Regions from separate parts of the Homo sapiens genome. Here region 1 is linked to region 2. A link is a loop called in an ENCODE intact Hi-C map of the cell type or tissue named here. Cell type or tissue: breast epithelium. All regions are shown on one strand. Region 1 has its middle 43 kb from the start of CCKAR. Region 2 overlaps STIM2 (stromal interaction molecule 2).

Region 1 (8,000 bases), 340 kb before region 2:
CAGCCTTCTTGTGCCGAGGAAGATTTCAGCACTATGCATGGGGGACACGGTAAACAGCAAAATTAGCAACAAAAAACACGCACAAAAATGTGGAATAATGCGGTGTTAAACAGATCATGAAAAGGACTATTGTCTACAGTATTGAGACGGGAGAGTTCCCTTGACTCTGTTGCAGGACTGGCAATAGATGTGTAGCTTGTTTATCTGGCCCCTTGTGGGAAGGGGAGCAGACAGTTGAGTGGGTGCAGGAACCAGGGTGAGCACTTTCGGGCTCTGCCCCACAGCAGCATTTAGGGGTGTGTTACAATTAATGCTCTTTTAGCTTTGCTGTCCGTAGACAGCTTAAGTGTTAAACAGCTCAGTGAAGAGTCAGTGTGACAGCCTTTTTGTATTCCTGCACCCAGCGCATCCCAAATTCTTGTCCTGCATCCAGGAAGAATCAGGTCACATGAGTGGTTTCAAAGATTATGAATGTGGAGGATTTTATTAAGCAGTAGAAGTGGCTCTCAGCAGAAGGGGAGCAGGAAAGGGGATGGTGCAGGAAGAAGGTGATCTTTCCCTAAGCCAGGCTGTCTGCAGTCGGGCTCCTCTCCAAAGCCGGGCCGTCTGAAATTAAGCAGCATCTATCCATAGTCTCTGATGCTCAGTTGCTGCTTCTCCTCTCAATGTTCAGCTGCTTGTCTCTCTGCCAGCTGAGGTCTGGGGTTTATATGGGTACAGGATTGGGGAGTGTAGCAGGCCAAAAAAGTAACACTTGGGCAGGAAAACAGGGATAACTGTTCTCATTTAGAGCTGTGGTTCCAGGCTTGAGGGTGGGGCCTTTGCCGGGAAACCACTCTCTTTTACCCAGTATTTCCCTGCCTCCTGTTCATATCAGTACGAGAGCTGAAACTAGAAGGCAGAGGGTTGCTTTGTTCCACCTCAGCTGTGAACATGCACATGGAGTGACACCAATATTTTGCCACTCTGTGCATGTCCACGGATGACTTCAAAAGCACCGTGAATACTATTTTGGGGTTACAAATAAATTTTAGGGAGTAAGTAAATTCATAAATAAGAAATCTGCAAATAATAAAGATCCACTGCATATGATTTGTGCTAAAATTTATTTCACACTTTCTATAGGGTAAGCACTATGTCAAGTATTTTGTGCACATTTTCTCCTTAAACCTTTACAATAACCCCATTAGGGAAGTGCTATTGTCATTCGTAGGGACAGGGGGCAGGGAAGTTCTGGGCAGACGAGGGCAGGTCCCTGGCGAGGGCCCTACCCTCAAGCCTGGAACCACACCCTAAAGTGAGAACATAACATTCCTGTTTCCCCGCCGAATGTTGCCTTTTCCAAAACTATCCATGGCCTGCCCCACCCCATCCTGTGCCCATAAAAACCCCAGGCTCTGCCAGCAGAGAGAAGAGAGGAGAAGAGGAGAGGCAGTAGGACATGGGAGACTGTGGTTGGACTTCAGAGAGAAGCAGCTTGACTTCAGAGGGATGGCTTGACAGCATAACTTCAGTGAGGAGTCCAGCTGGAGATGGCCAGACTCTGGGGAAGGTTATCTTTCTACTCCATCCCCTTTTCAGCTCCCCTTCCTGCTGAGAGCCACTTTCATCAACAACTCCCTCTGCTTCTCCACACCTTCATTTTATTGGCTTTCTCCCTTAAGTGGGGAGGCAGGTGATGGTCCCAGGACATCTAGGGCTGAGGAGGTGTATGTAATTCTGTGGTTCAGAATTAGGAAATCCACCTACCTGCAGACATGTTGCAAGTCATTTTTTTTTTTTGAGACAGGGTTTCACACTGTGACCCAGGCATGATCACAGCTCACTGCAGCCTCAACTTCTCAGGCTCAGATGATTCTCCCACCTCAGCCTCCCAAGTAGCTGGAACTACAGGCATGTACCACCATGCCTGGCTAATTTTTAAAATTTTTTTGTAGAGACAGGGGTGGTCTTGCCATGCAGCCTAGACTGGTCTTGAATTCCTGGGCTCAGGCGATCTGCCCTCCTGGGCCTCCCAAAATGCTGGGAGTACAGGCGTGAGCCACCATGCTCATCAGTTGCTAGTATTTATCAGCAATAAAGGCGATACTTGGGCTCAATCTGCCTGTCTCCTTTGTCTCATTATTTTATTTTATTTTATTTTATTTTTTGAGACGGAGTCTTTGTCTGTCACCCAGGCTGGAGGGCAGTGGTGTTATCTCGGCTCACTGCAACCTCTGCCTCCTGGGCTCAAGTGATTCTCCTGCCTCAGTCTCCGGAGTAGCTGGGATTCTGTAAACCTGCCACCATGCCCAGCTAATTTTTGTATTTTTAGTAGAGATGGGGTTTCACAATATGGTCAGGTTGGTCTCAAACTCCTGACTTCAAGTGATCCGCCCGCCTCCGCCTCCCAAAGTTTTGGGATTACAGGCGTGAGCCACTGCACCTGGCCCTTTTGTCTCATTTCTCAATTAGTTCAGAACTTCAGGACCCTGACACAGGACAGGAGCTGATCAAATCCACTGGAATCTGAAACAGCTAAAATTTCCATCCCTGACTCCTGAAATTATCTGAGCTGCCCATTTTTCAAACACATCCAGTTTCCCAGCAAAAGGACATGCTTTGTATGGAAAACAGCGTGAGAGAAACCACTCAGTAGGTTCCAGTCACCATTCAGACTTGGCTTGGGATTTTTGTTGTGTTAACTGCATATGCCAAGGTTTGGCTTAGCATATCAGGACCATCCGTTTCACTGTCCTCACGTATGCAGACTTGACAGGGCTTCCTGGTTATGTCAGGGCAAAGTATTATCCAAACAATGACAAGGAAGACAATTGCCTGCTGCAAGCTGGGTATATTTTCTTTGTTTTATTTCAGAATGATCAGTCTACCCAGGGTACTTTATATTCAGAAAGGATCTTCCCAGAAAGCCGTAGGCAACATTTACATTTTGGTTATGTTTATACAGGACTGGATTTGGGAGTGGCTGAAAGGAAGTAAAATCTAAATCTCACTTTTGTTCCTGGCTCTTAGTTTACCTTAAATAAGCGATATGCTGCCTACACAGTAAAAGCATCCAACACAGAACATGAAAGGGAAAGACTGGGCTAGATTTCTAGCAAATTCATCCTCTTGTTCAAGCTACTCTTTAAAGTCATTTGTTAATTGCAAACATAAATTTAAAACTGTTACTTTATTTATTCATTTGCAGTTTGGAAACAGGTAGAACATCTCTGTTCTAGAATAGAAATGAAGGCAGACCTTTCTCGCGGAACGTTTTAAACTGTCTGTGCATGGTGCTATGCCAGGTGCTTTCGTAAGTAATGTTCCATTGAACTCCCACAATAACTCTATGAATTGCATAGTCTTACTTCATTTTACTGATAAAGAAACTGAGGCTCAAACTTGTTATGTAACCTGCCCACAGCTGCCCAGTTAGGAATGGGATAACTGGAAGGAGAGTCCAAGTTTCTCAGACCAGGAGTAAAATAAGAATTTTTGTTTGTTTGTTTTTTGAGAAGGAGTCTCACTCTTTCACCCAGGTTGGATTGCAGTGGTGTGATCTCGGCTCACTGCAACCTCCACCTCTTGGGTTCAAACAATTCTCTTGCCTCAGCCTCCCAAGTAGCTGGGATTACAGGAGCCTGCCACCACACCCGGCTAATTTGTTTTTGTTTGTTCGTTTGGTTTTTTTTTTTTTGAGACGGAGTCTCCCTCTGTCGCCCAGGCTGGAGTGTAGTGGCGCGATCTCGGCTCACTGCAAGCTCCGCCTCCTGGGTTCACGCCATTCTCCTGCCTCAGCCTCCCCAGTAGCTGGGACTACAGGCACGTGCCACCATGCCCGGCTAATTTTTTGTTTTTAGTAGCGACGGGATTTCACTGTGTTAGCCAGGATGGTCTCAATCTCCTGATCTTGTGATCCGCCCGCCTCGGCTTCCCAAAGTGCTGGGATTACAGGCGTGAGCCGCCGCGCCCGGCTCACACTGGCCAATTTTTGTATTTTTAGTAGAGACGGGGGTTTCACCATGTTGGCCAGGCTGGTCTTGAACTCCTGACCTCAAGTGATCCACCTGCCTCAACCTCCCAAAGTGCTAGAATTACAGGCATGAGCCACTGCGCCCAGCCTAAAATAAGAATTTTTTTAACTCCTTCAAAAGAATGACATATTGGACTACATTTTTTAAAAATACAAAAAAACTTTGCAAAACACCTTAAGTAAAGCAACGTGTCCAGAATCTCCACATTTCAACATGAGGTGCTGGACCATCTATGCAAGACTTACAAAAGATACTTCAAAAAACTTGTTATGTGACATCACAGTGAATGATTTGCAGAGTCGAGGTTGAAGATCTTTAGAGAGAATCACATATGCTTTGCATCTGTCTTCCTTCCATGATGATGGGGAGGAGAGGGCTGCCTTCCCACCTCAAGCCAAATGTGAGAGCTTGGCATGTACCCTATGGAGTAAAAGAAACACAGGGATTTAATACTTGTTCCACTTCTGAAAAATTCTGCAGGCAGGTGGTTGGATGAAGTAGCCAGATGTGGTTCAAGTAGAAAGGCCCATACTGGCAGCAAGCTGTACCTCACTGATGGGAGCAGGGATGCCTCCTGGGAGATAAATTAGGAGAATTCAGCTTGGGGTCAGCCTGAACTCCACTCAACTCTCTGGAAGCGTAATGTGACCCCAACAGAAGGAGTGGATGGTCAGATGCCTACAGGCTTTGGAGGAATTATAAGTAGCCAGCCAGAGTGGGGAATTCTCCACATTAAGGAAGCTGCAATCACAGGGGACATATTTGGGGAATTCCTGACAGCACCCTAACAAGAGAAAGAATCAGCTTTGGGAATCTCCATACAGTGGAGACAACGCTATGCATTCCAACTCCCAGGCACAAAGACCACATTTCCCAGCTGCCCTTGCAGTTCGGTGGGCCTATGTAACTGAGTTACAGCCAATGGGGGATGGGCAGAAGTAAGATGAGAGACACCTTCCCACCTGGCCTGGCCTTAAAGTAGATCATCCTACAGGATCCTCCATGCCTTTTCTCTTTCCCCACCAACAGTAGAGCAGGAAGAGGTCCTAGAAAATGAAGACACCACAGGCTGGGGTTTTGAATGAGTGTAGCCGAGTCCTGTGTCCTCTTTCCCACTCAAAGGCTGATGCATGTTGCCTGTGACAAGGATGAGAATAAACTTTCACTGCGAAGTCACTCTAATTTGGGGTTATTGTTATTACATTAGTGTGGATCTGATTAATACACTCTGACACCTACCATTGTCAGATTCCATCTGTGACAAACAGCTAAAGCCTTTGTTGCTCCTTAGATCTCCCCACCACACCCACCCTAGCCCGCCAATCGTGGAGAAGTCAGAGGTAGACTCTGTGTGGAGCCTGGAGGAGAGGAACTAGCAGAGACAAGAAGCAGCAGCTAGCCATGCCCCCTCCCACAAGGCAGATTTCCAGTGAGGTTGTGAGGAGGAGAGAGCTTAATTAGAATAAGAATATGACAATTTTAATATTACTCTGGGCTAGATATTTGGGCTAGTACAATAAGATCAATCTTGTAATTAAAATTACCAAAGGCCTTTTTATTACTGTAAACATCTGGAGAAAAAATTATGAGAGTAGCTTACAGTTTTATCCAGGACAGAAAAGAGCTGCTCCACAATGAGAGGAAAAATAGCGTTGTTTTTATGGCACCCTATAGAATCAAGCTCATTTAACATAAAGGTTAGCATGTTTAGATTGTTTCCAGTTTTTTGTTATAAACAATGCTTCAGTGAATAATCTTGCACATACATATTTTTATTTTTACAGGCATGTTGAGTAGAACTGCATAAATTCCTGAAATCGGAACTGCTGGTTCAAATGATGTATCGTGTGAAATTTTGATTATTATTGCCACATTGCCCTCTATGAGGTTGCCCTCCAATTTAGCACCCTGTGGTTGTGTGTGAGAGAATTGGTTTCCCTACACCCTCATCATAGAATTGTATATTAGTTTGCTATAACTGCTGTAACAAGTTACCACAAATTGGTGGCCTAAAACAATAGAAAGTGATTCTTTCACAGTTCTGGAGGCCAGAAATCCAAAACTAAGGTGTGAGCAGGGCTGCACTCACACTGGATATTCTAGGGGGAATCTTTCTTTGCCTCTTCCAGCTCCTGGCAGCCGTCATCATTCCTGGGCTTCCTGGGCTTGCGGCCGTGTCACTCCGATCTCTGTCTCTGTCTTCACATGGCTGTACCCTCTCCTGTGTAATCTCCCTCTGCACAATCTAACAAGGACACTGGTCATTGGACTGAGGGCCCACTGCAGCCTCAGACTCTGCGGCTCAAGGGATCCTTCCACCTCAGCCAACAGGCTTGGCTAATTTTTGAAGTTTTCATAAAGACAGGATCTCGCTATGCTGCCTAGGCTGGTCTTAAACCCCTAGTTTCAAGTGATCCTTGTGCCTCAGCCTCCCAAAGTGCTGAGATTACACGCCTGGCCTCAAGATTCTTATAAGGTAACATTCACATATTCTGGGGATTAGGACGTGGACATGTCTCTGTGGGAGCCCACCATTCAACACACTGCAAGCTTATTAAAACTTTTAAAGATCTTTACCAATCTTAAAGATCAAAAGATAGTATCTCTGTATACAGTTGACCCTTGAACAATGGGTTTGAACTGCATGAGTCCACTTATACTCAAATTCTCTTCTGCCTCTGCCACCCCTGAGACAGCAGGACCAAGCTGTACTCTTCCTCCTCCTCCCCAGCCTTCTTAACATGAAGAGTATGAGGATGAAGACCTTCAAGTGATCTACTCCCACTTAATAGAGTAAATATATTTTCTCTTCCTTATGATTTTCTTCATAACATTTTCTTTCCTCTAGCTTACTTTATTGTAACAATGCAGTATATAATACATATACAAAATATGAGTTAATTACTGTTTATGTTATCAGTAAGACTTCCGATCTACAGTAGGCTATTAGTAATTAATTTTGGGGGGAGTCGAAGGTTATATGAGGATTTTCTACTGTGCAGGGTGGTGGCGTCCCTCATGCCCATGTGGTTCAAAGGTCAACTCTAGTTTTATACTCCTTTCTTAAAATGCTCTTGTCTCTTGAGTTCTGTGACATCACTCTCTCGGGTTTTCTCTCCTGGCTGCTCCTTCATCATATCTGCTGGTTTCTCCTTAGTCTTCATGTTCCTCCCCAGGGTTTTCTTTTCAGACCTCTTATCTCCTCTATCCTCATGCGTTGCCTCCATCTGATCTCAACCAGGTCTTAAATACCACATTTATGTGCCCACAGTCCTGCCTTCTCTCTCCTATTCCAACTTTTCTCCTGCACTCCACACTCGATATCCAAATTCAACAATCCTGCTTGGATGCAGTGCCCTTCTGAGCCACATTGGAGCCTGAGACAAAAGAAGGCATGTGAGCTGCTATATTCCCTTATCCAAATTTCCTCAAGTATTTGAAACAAAGTGGAAAAAGGAAATAAAGCTCTACATTAGAAAAATAAAATAAAGGCTATATGTAAAGCCTTGTATTGCCTAGCCAATAGGCATTCCACTGTCAATTCTCACAAAAGAGTGAGATCTCATGGCCTCATGGCCCAGGAAGCTCAGGGTGATAGAAATGACTGTTCCTGTTGTGCAATAATAGACGGTCATAAAACAAACCAACCAGTCTTTCTTTATTTTAAATTTTCATAGTTTGTGCAACATCAATTTTTTTACATTAACTTTGATTTTTAAAAATATTACATTCAAATATTACTTATATCAGTTACTGAGTTTTCGGTGGTCTCTTGTATTTTGTGTCTAAAGCGAGTACCTCACTGGCTTTACCCCGATCCTGGCCCTGCCTGATATGTTGAAACCAAACTCTTGATTCTTCACCCTACCCTAACCCCAACCTCGAACTTGTTCCTCTTTGTCTCCATAACTGTTAACTCATTTTTTTAGTTGCTCAGGCCAAAACGATTTGAATCATTCTTGACCCTTTGCTTTCTCCATACTC
Region 2 (8,000 bases):
CCCCTAGGGTAGTGAAAGTGATTTGTAGTTTCTTACAATATTCTCAATAAGTAAAAAGGCTTTTTAAACCCTTGTTTGAAGTTTTTGTCTCCTACTCAGCACACTGCAAGTTGCACAGGCCCATGTTTTCTATTACTGTCTTTTTTTTCTTTTTTAAAAAATCTGATGTTGGATAACTAGATAATCTTAATCCCCCTTCTTTATTCCTATTGTCCAGCAATACATCTCTAACGTTTTCATTAATGACGTGTATGTAATTTTTGCTCTGTTTCCCTGATGCCTTGAACCATTGTCATGTTTAGCTCTTATTTCTGCTTTGCCACACATATTCAGACTGTATTAATCCTCGCCGTTTCTTTCTTCTGGGTACCACATTAAGAAAGAAAAGCTAAAGTGCAATTATAGGTACCCCTGGCTATTTTTGAATTTGCATTTGTAACTATACCCTCTGATGTTTATTCCGTGTTTGTTTGGGGTCGTACGCTGTAGCTTATGCCTGTAATCCCAGCACTTTTCGAGGCCAAGATGGGCAGATCACTTGAGCCCAGGACTTCGAGACCAGTCTGGGCAACACGGTGAAATCCCATCTCCTCAAAAAATACAAAAAAATTAGCTGGGCGTGATGATGTGCGCCTGTATTCCTGGCTACTCAGGAGGCTGAAATGGGAGAATCACCTGAGCCTGGGGGAAGTTAAGTCTGCAGCAAGCCCTGATCAGGCCACTGCACTCTGGCCTGGACGGCGGAGTGAGACCCTGTCTCCAAAAAAAAAAAAAAAAAAAAAGGAAGAAAAAAGTTTGTTTGGTTCTAGGTCTGTTACATATGGGTCCTAAAAAGAACTATAGAGGGTTAAAGTGAGAAAGCCAGTCGTTGGTGAATATGTCTGTGTGTGCATAGAGTTTTAAACATTATTTAGTGACTGTTTTGTGCCAGCTATGGTATGAGTAACTGGAAATATAAAGATGCTGAAATTGACTATTTAAAAACATTTATGTATTTATTTATTTTTAGAGATGTGGTCTCACTCTGTTGCCCAGGCTGGAGTGCAGTGACATGATCATAGCTCACTGCAGCCTCAAACTCCTGGACTCAATCAATCTTCCCGCCTTAGCCTCCCAGGCTGTGAGGCACCACAGATGGCTAATTAAAAAAAACTTTTTAAAATGTAAACCTGAAAATTGCCTGAGAGTGGATTGCATAATCTAAAAATATGAAAATATGTATAAATATTTTGTTTCTTAAAAGGCCACTGCTGTGGTAGCTTATCTAGTATCCTTGCTACATTTACTGAAAATATATGTTAGAGATATCTGCACTGCTATGTTCTTTTCAGCATTTTTCACAATAGCCAAGATATGGAAACAACCTTAACGTTCATCAATGAATGCATAAAGAAAATGTGATACATACGCACTTGCACCATGAAATATTATTCAGCATTAAAAAAGAAGAAAATCCTGCCATTTGCGGCAACATGGATGAACGTGGAGGACATTATGCTAAGTGAAGTAACGCAGCCATAGAAAGACAAATACTGCATGGAATCTGAAAATATCAAACTTACAGAGTAGAATGGTGGTTACCAGGGGCTAGGGAAAGGAGTAAATGGAGAGATGTTGAAACTTCAAGTACAAAGATTCAGTTATGCAACATAAATAAGTTCGGAGATCTAATGTACAACAGTGTGACTGTAGTTAATAGTGTCATATACTGTAATTGACATTTGTGAAGAGGGTAGACCTTAAAAGTTCTTAACACACCAAAAAAAAAAAAAAGGTAAGGATGTGATGTGATGGATTATGTGAATTAGCTTCATTGTGGTGAATATTTCATAATGTATGCATATATCAGATCAAATTGTATACCTTAAATATATCTACTTTTTGTCATTATGCCTTACTGAAGTTATAACAAAATATATGTTAGAATATTTAATGGAAGTTTTTGTTATACATTTGCAGTATTAAAAAATAAGTCTCCCTTCCCCCTTCTTTGGAACAAAGTATAATTATAAATAACTATAATTTAAAAAATTTTTAACTGATATATGATAGATGTACATGTTTTCAGGTATCATTCCTTTTTCACTCTTTTGTATACTTTATTAAAAAACAAGCAAGCAAACAAAAAATTTCAGTGAGTCCCATGTGCCAGACACCAGTTGGGTGTTTGGAATTTCAAGATCAGTAAGATATTCACCCTAGCTTGTAGTCTACTAGAAGGCATACCCACTTAAAGGGTGATGATACATTGTGATAAGGGTAAAAGGGCCTAAGGCTATGTGCTGTATTTTACTGAATTGCAAAGATGGAGTTACTAATTTTGATGTGGAGATGCAGGTTATTAGTAGGTTATTAGTGAATCCTTTTTTTTTTTTTTTAAATATCCAGAGTAGGAAGTATGTGCCGAGAATGTATGAGTTTGTCAGACAGAGAAAGGCATGGTGGAAAACCATAGGTGTGAAGTGAGGAAGCTGGGTGGGGAGTGAGATTATTATAGGCATTGACATTTGAGAATGCTAAATGTGGTTGTGAATTACCAAATACCCAGGATGACAGAGTCAATGCTGGGCCTGTTCGCAGTGCAGCAGCATCCATATTTGCATGTGGGATTTAAATTTTTGCCAGGCATTTTGTATGTTTCATCCAATTTAATCCTTAGAGAATCCCTGTGAGGTTATCTCCATGAGTTAGTACATATAACAGAAATTTAGGATTGCTCTCAAATAGTTCGTACTTTAAAAAACCCCCCTGTGCCAAGGATCTTTATGTTAAAGCATAAGGTATATATGGAGTTGAATCAGGAAATGAGGCTGGAGAAGTAGCAGATACAAACATTGTGATTAATGTTACATTGTAGATCTTTATTGTCCAATGGCCTTATGAGTTTCTCCTTCATTTACTTCTGGTAAATAACAAAATTTTGCTATTAAATATTCTGAAATCTTGGAATATGACTCCTATAAAATATATCTGAGGCCCAATAATTTGTCCTTTTTAAAATTAAACTTTGACTCGATTTGTTCAGTTTGACTCGGCTTTTCAGTAAGTGCGTAATTTCTGTTTGTGCTTTGTTTTCATAAATACAAGGATGACGGAATGTAATTTTTAAGAAGCATAGCATCTTATATCTTGAACTTTTATCTGGCCCATAAGTCTGTTTTCACCCTTTTTTTTTTTTTTTTTTGGTAGAGACAGAGTCTGAGTATGTTGCCCAGGGCTGATCTCAAATTCCTGGGCTTAGGCAATCCTCCCACCTCGGCCCCGCAAAGTAATTAGATTATGAGTGTGAGCTGCCATGCCTGGCCTGTTTCCACTTTTGTATAGTGTGATGAAGAGCATAGCCTCTAGACTAGGGCAGGATTTCCTGAGTTTGAATCCCAGTCTGACAGTGGTTTTGTAATTTTGGGTAGATGATTTAGTCTGTTAGTGCCTAAATTTCCTTATCTCTAAAATGGGATGCAAAGAATAAATGAATTACTCTGTGTGTGCTTAGAATAGAGCCTGGCAAGGGTAAGTATTCAGGTATTATTGACTTAACCATTATTCTTTTTATCTATAGATACAGAGGTAGGATAGTTGTAGAAATGTGCTTTGATTTATTGAGTGTTATTAAGATATTTTATGTTGCATTTAAAAAAGTATGAAGACATAGTTTGAGGCAGTTAGTTGATCTAAATAACCGGACCATGAGTGGTCCGAGATTAGTTAAAACTCTGTAGAAATATGAAGCTAAGTATAGACAGTGACATTGAGAAGCAGTGTGATATTAAAAAAAAATTAGTTGTATCATAAGCCTGAGTCATTTTGTACCTTTATTATTTTATATGATTTAAAGATTTAAAGCATTTTGCAGTTGAAATGTTAGACTTTAAAATCTTTAATTTCTGAGCTTAAAGGTTTACTATAAAAAATTTAGAACATACTGAAAAGTAAATATAGAAAATACATCTACTTCAACAGCTAAAAATAACAAAGATAACATCAAAATTTTGTTTTTTACAATCTTTTATAGATATGTATGCATATTGATATATTTAATAATAGGCTCATAGAGTGATTTTTTAAAAATGTGAAATTACTTAGTAAATATTTGAATGCCAAGTATATTACAAGCATATGATAAGTATTGGGGACACAAAGATGAATGAGATTGAGGTTTTTGTTCTCATGGAGCTTGCATTTCAGTTGGGAAGATAGAAAATACAAATACTATTTTGAGTTGTGAGAAATGCTATTGAGGAACAAGAGAGACATAAAATAGAAAATAATGTGGGGTACTTTTTAATTTAGGTAGGCTAGTTAGAGAAGGCTTCTGAGAAGGTCACATTTAAGGTGGCATCTTGAAGGACAATAAAGAGCCAAGTCTGAAGAATTGGGGAATAGCATTCCACATGGACAAAGACTGTGAGGCAAGAAAGAATTGGAATTATTTGAAGAAATGAAAGAGTATCATTTTGACCCAGCATCTTGAGGGAGGGGGAATGTTGGATGAGATCTGGCTATAGAAAAGGGAAGGGCTGGATGGTACAGAGCCTCATAGACCTTGTTACCTTGTTTGGGTTTAATTCAGAGGGTAACAGGCCGGGTGTGGTGGCTCACACCTGTAATCCCCACACTTTGGGAGGCCGAGGCGGGCGGATCACCTGAGGTCAGGAGTTGAAGCCCAGCCTGGCCAACATGGTGAAACCCCATCTCTACAAAAATACAACGATTAGCCAGGCATGATGGTGAGTGCCTGTAATCCCAGCTACTTGGGAGGCAGGAAAAACTCACTTGAACCCTGGAGGTGGAGGTTGCAGTGAGCTGAGATCGTGCCATTGCACTCCACTCCAGCCTGGGTGACAGAGTGAGACTCCGTCTTTAAAAAAAAAAAAAAAGTCCTTTCCATTCTCATCGCTACTGTGTTAGTTCTGAACTAAATCATTGTGGCTAGATGTGGCCAGAGCAGGGGGGCTCTGGGTCCCTTGTTATTTCCTTGTTAGCAGTAGCCCAGGGTAACTCTGACTACTTTGTCCAGGAAGCTCATGGGGAAGCACAGACATACTGGGTGTGAAGTTTTGGTGATCAGACAGGGCTTGTTTCCTGCAGGGCACTTCCTTAGTCATAAATGAGAGAGACGCTCATGTCACCACTCTCTTCTGCCATAATGGCTTCATCCAGCTCTTGGGACAGCTTCTGGAGATGCTGAATTTCTGCCTCCACAGGCTCTAGGTCACTGTCAGACTCACTGGGAGAGCAGAGGGGCTCTGTCAAGGGGTAAGGGGCTCTACAAGGCAGACTCCCGCCTCAACCGCCGTAGTGGGTGGGTACGTGAACCCATCCGGGCAGAGAGGCAGTGATGCTCCTTCTCCCAGGGGTCTGCGGCTGAGTGGACAGGGGCGCCTCCAGACAGCTGGGTGCTCTTCTGGCTCAGGCTGTGAGTCAGGGATCCACTGCTCTTCTGTGCCCCTCTCTTTCTCCTCCTGGCCTTCACCTGAGTCTCCACCAGCCACTTGGTGTCAGGACTCCTGGATTCTCTGGGACTTGGCACCTGAGGTACTCTTAGCTGAGCGAGCTGCAGCTTGGAGGCTCTGCTGCCCTGGCTCTGGGGTTTCCAAGTGTTTGCAGGAGGGGTCTCCCCAGAGATTGAGGTTGATGGCTGTCAGGGGCAGCCTCCTTTGGAACTGTCTGCACAGGGAACCCAGGGCTGCGGCAGGGGTCTCCTGGATGGCTGGCCACAGGCTGCAGCTCCTTGCTGTTCTTGAGCTGCTCCTGGTACTGGAGAGATCTCCGGCGCACAGAGGCCCCTACACCCTGCCGCTGAGAAGCCATCTGCCTGCCCAAGAGTCTTGTCTGACCACTAGGGCCCAGCACCCCCAACGTCTGCCCGACGCCAAGTACTGTAAAGTACTTTTAGGAAGAACTGTGGCACATCTTTATTGGTGACTGGTAACTTCTAGTGGACAAATGTTATAGGATCAGCTTTCAGTTCTTCATTTACATAAACCAAGCAGTTATTGTTAATATATTACTCATTTTGCTTAAGTATGAACTCTCCTCTTTTAATGGATAATTTCATATCTTTTCGAGTTTAGGGAAATAAAAGAATGGGATTATTTAAAAGGTTACAATTATATTTGATTTATAGTCTCACAGATTTTAAGAACATTAAAAAAGTGCTGGTTAATATGAAATTGGAAGTAGTAAAATCAGTAAGTATTAGGCATAGACTGTGAGGTTACATTGTGCCACTTAGTTGTGGAGGATATTTATTAAACAAATGTTTGAATGTCTGCTGTGTGCTAGACAGCAGACACTTTTTAGGTACCGGAGAAGTAGGAGAAAACTAAACTAATGAAGGTGCTGCTGTCATAATTTTACTTTTAATGCTGTGGTTATTTGTTGGGCAAATGTAGTTTTGCTACATGCAGTATGTGATCTTAGAATAAAATTGGCAGCTTCTTCGTATTATGATTGCTACGCGTTCCAGTACTCACTAGTTTGCAGATTCCTTTAATTGAAGCTGAATGGCATATTGGTTTTATTGATTAATCTTTTAACTCATAGTATCAGTTATACAATTCACAATGATAAATCTCTTTGAGTTTTATACAAAGCATATCCATATTCTTAACTTACTATCAAGTTTAACTTAGTGTAATCGACCTAAAATTAGAACTCAGATCTATTAACTCCTTGTTTTGTGTTATTTTTGCCATATGCTATATAGTATTTTTTATGAGATCTGTTCAAAAATCTTATAGAAATATGCACATATGCCGGTCCTCTGAATGTAACCAAACTTATATATGAATAATCTATGATGAGTTGTTTAAACGTGTTTATAAAATTATCTGGTAACTTTTATAGTGTACTAAAAATTTAGTTTTACGTTTTGAAGTCTTTAAGTTTGTTTTCAAGCAGGTAGCTGGTAGTCATGATAGATTCATCATAAGCCCTAAATATGTTAATAATTAGGATTATTTTTTCTTTATATTCTAGATTAGTAAAGGAGTAGGAAGCCTGTATGTGTCTCAGGCCTCTAATTTATCATATAACAACGTGAGAACACTCTGTAGGAATGAAAAGATAATAAGTCTTTGTATTTTGTCAGTCTTCAAGATTTCTAGACAAATGGGAGCTGTTTTTAGTTAAATACAAATTCCCAAGCAAGACATGACATATTTATAGACAATTCCTTTCTAATTATTATGGGGATGTTCTTGAAAAATCTTATACTAGCAGAATTTCAAATTGAAAAACAGACCTTTGGGAAAAATAGGCTTTAGAGATACTGTAGCCCCACAAAAGCCCTTACTAATATTTATATTCGCTAAAAGAAAGTACCATAGTAATCATTTGCGTGTTCTGAATTAGTAATTCAGAAAAGTTAGTTTCCATTTATCATCCTTTTATTATTAGGAAGAGTTCAGTGTTTCCTTCTGTAGCTTATGAGATGTTTGAAAAACCATTTTCGCTTGTAGTATATAGTATGTACACAAAGGAGCATATTAGTGGCTCAGTATCCAGTCCATGGAAAAGCTAGATGTCTTGTTTTTGTTACTTGGAATTGTTGATTCACATGTCTTGGGGGTCCACACAGTCTCAGACATGTTGACTGATTTGGATGAATCAAATGGAAAAGGTTTGGGGTAAACTTATTTAAGAAGTCTTTAATTTCTCCGCTACTATGGATGAAACCACTTCAGTAACAGGGTATTGGTAAAATTAGAATTCTTCCTGTAGAGCCTTTATATTAAGACATGAAGATGTTAGACAGTCTCTCCTGGCTCTGTTCCCACCACTTAGGTAGGTCTTTGGATCGTAGCACTTCCCACTTTTGAGTCACAGGAATACACTTTTAAGGTCAAGTGGACTTTACCTAGGTTTCCTTTAACTCAGGGTTGCATTTTAAAAGTCTTAAAACTCGCCCTGCCTTGCTTTACTCTTATCAATCTCTAGATCCCTTCTTTTTCCAGTTACTCTAACATAAAAAGTCTCACAATAGTGGAAATGAGAAA

Evidence for each region. Hi-C counts contacts between places; a loop is a spot of excess contacts. Peaks named below come from ENCODE experiments on the same cell type or tissue, not always from the same donor. Only the 100,000 strongest peaks of a DNase experiment are listed, where the experiment ranks them.
Region 1: a loop joins it to region 2, with 13 times the contacts of the local background. A loop is called at or near these places in 1 of 110 quality-filtered maps.

What each region holds. Positions count from the first base shown.
Region 1 is chr4:26,528,997-26,536,996 of GRCh38, forward strand. No RefSeq gene overlaps it. Among named protein-coding and RNA genes, the nearest start is that of CCKAR, 43 kb to the left of the region's middle. In breast epithelium, no CTCF peak of the experiment used is centred here; no DNase peak of the experiment used is centred here.
Region 2 is chr4:26,868,539-26,876,538 of GRCh38, forward strand. The region is part of intron 1 of STIM2 (stromal interaction molecule 2); the gene reads left to right. It also overlaps the pseudogene PIMREGP4. Among named protein-coding and RNA genes, the nearest start is that of STIM2, 12 kb to the left of the region's middle. In breast epithelium, no CTCF peak of the experiment used is centred here; DNase peaks (open chromatin) are centred at 3,283 and 4,995.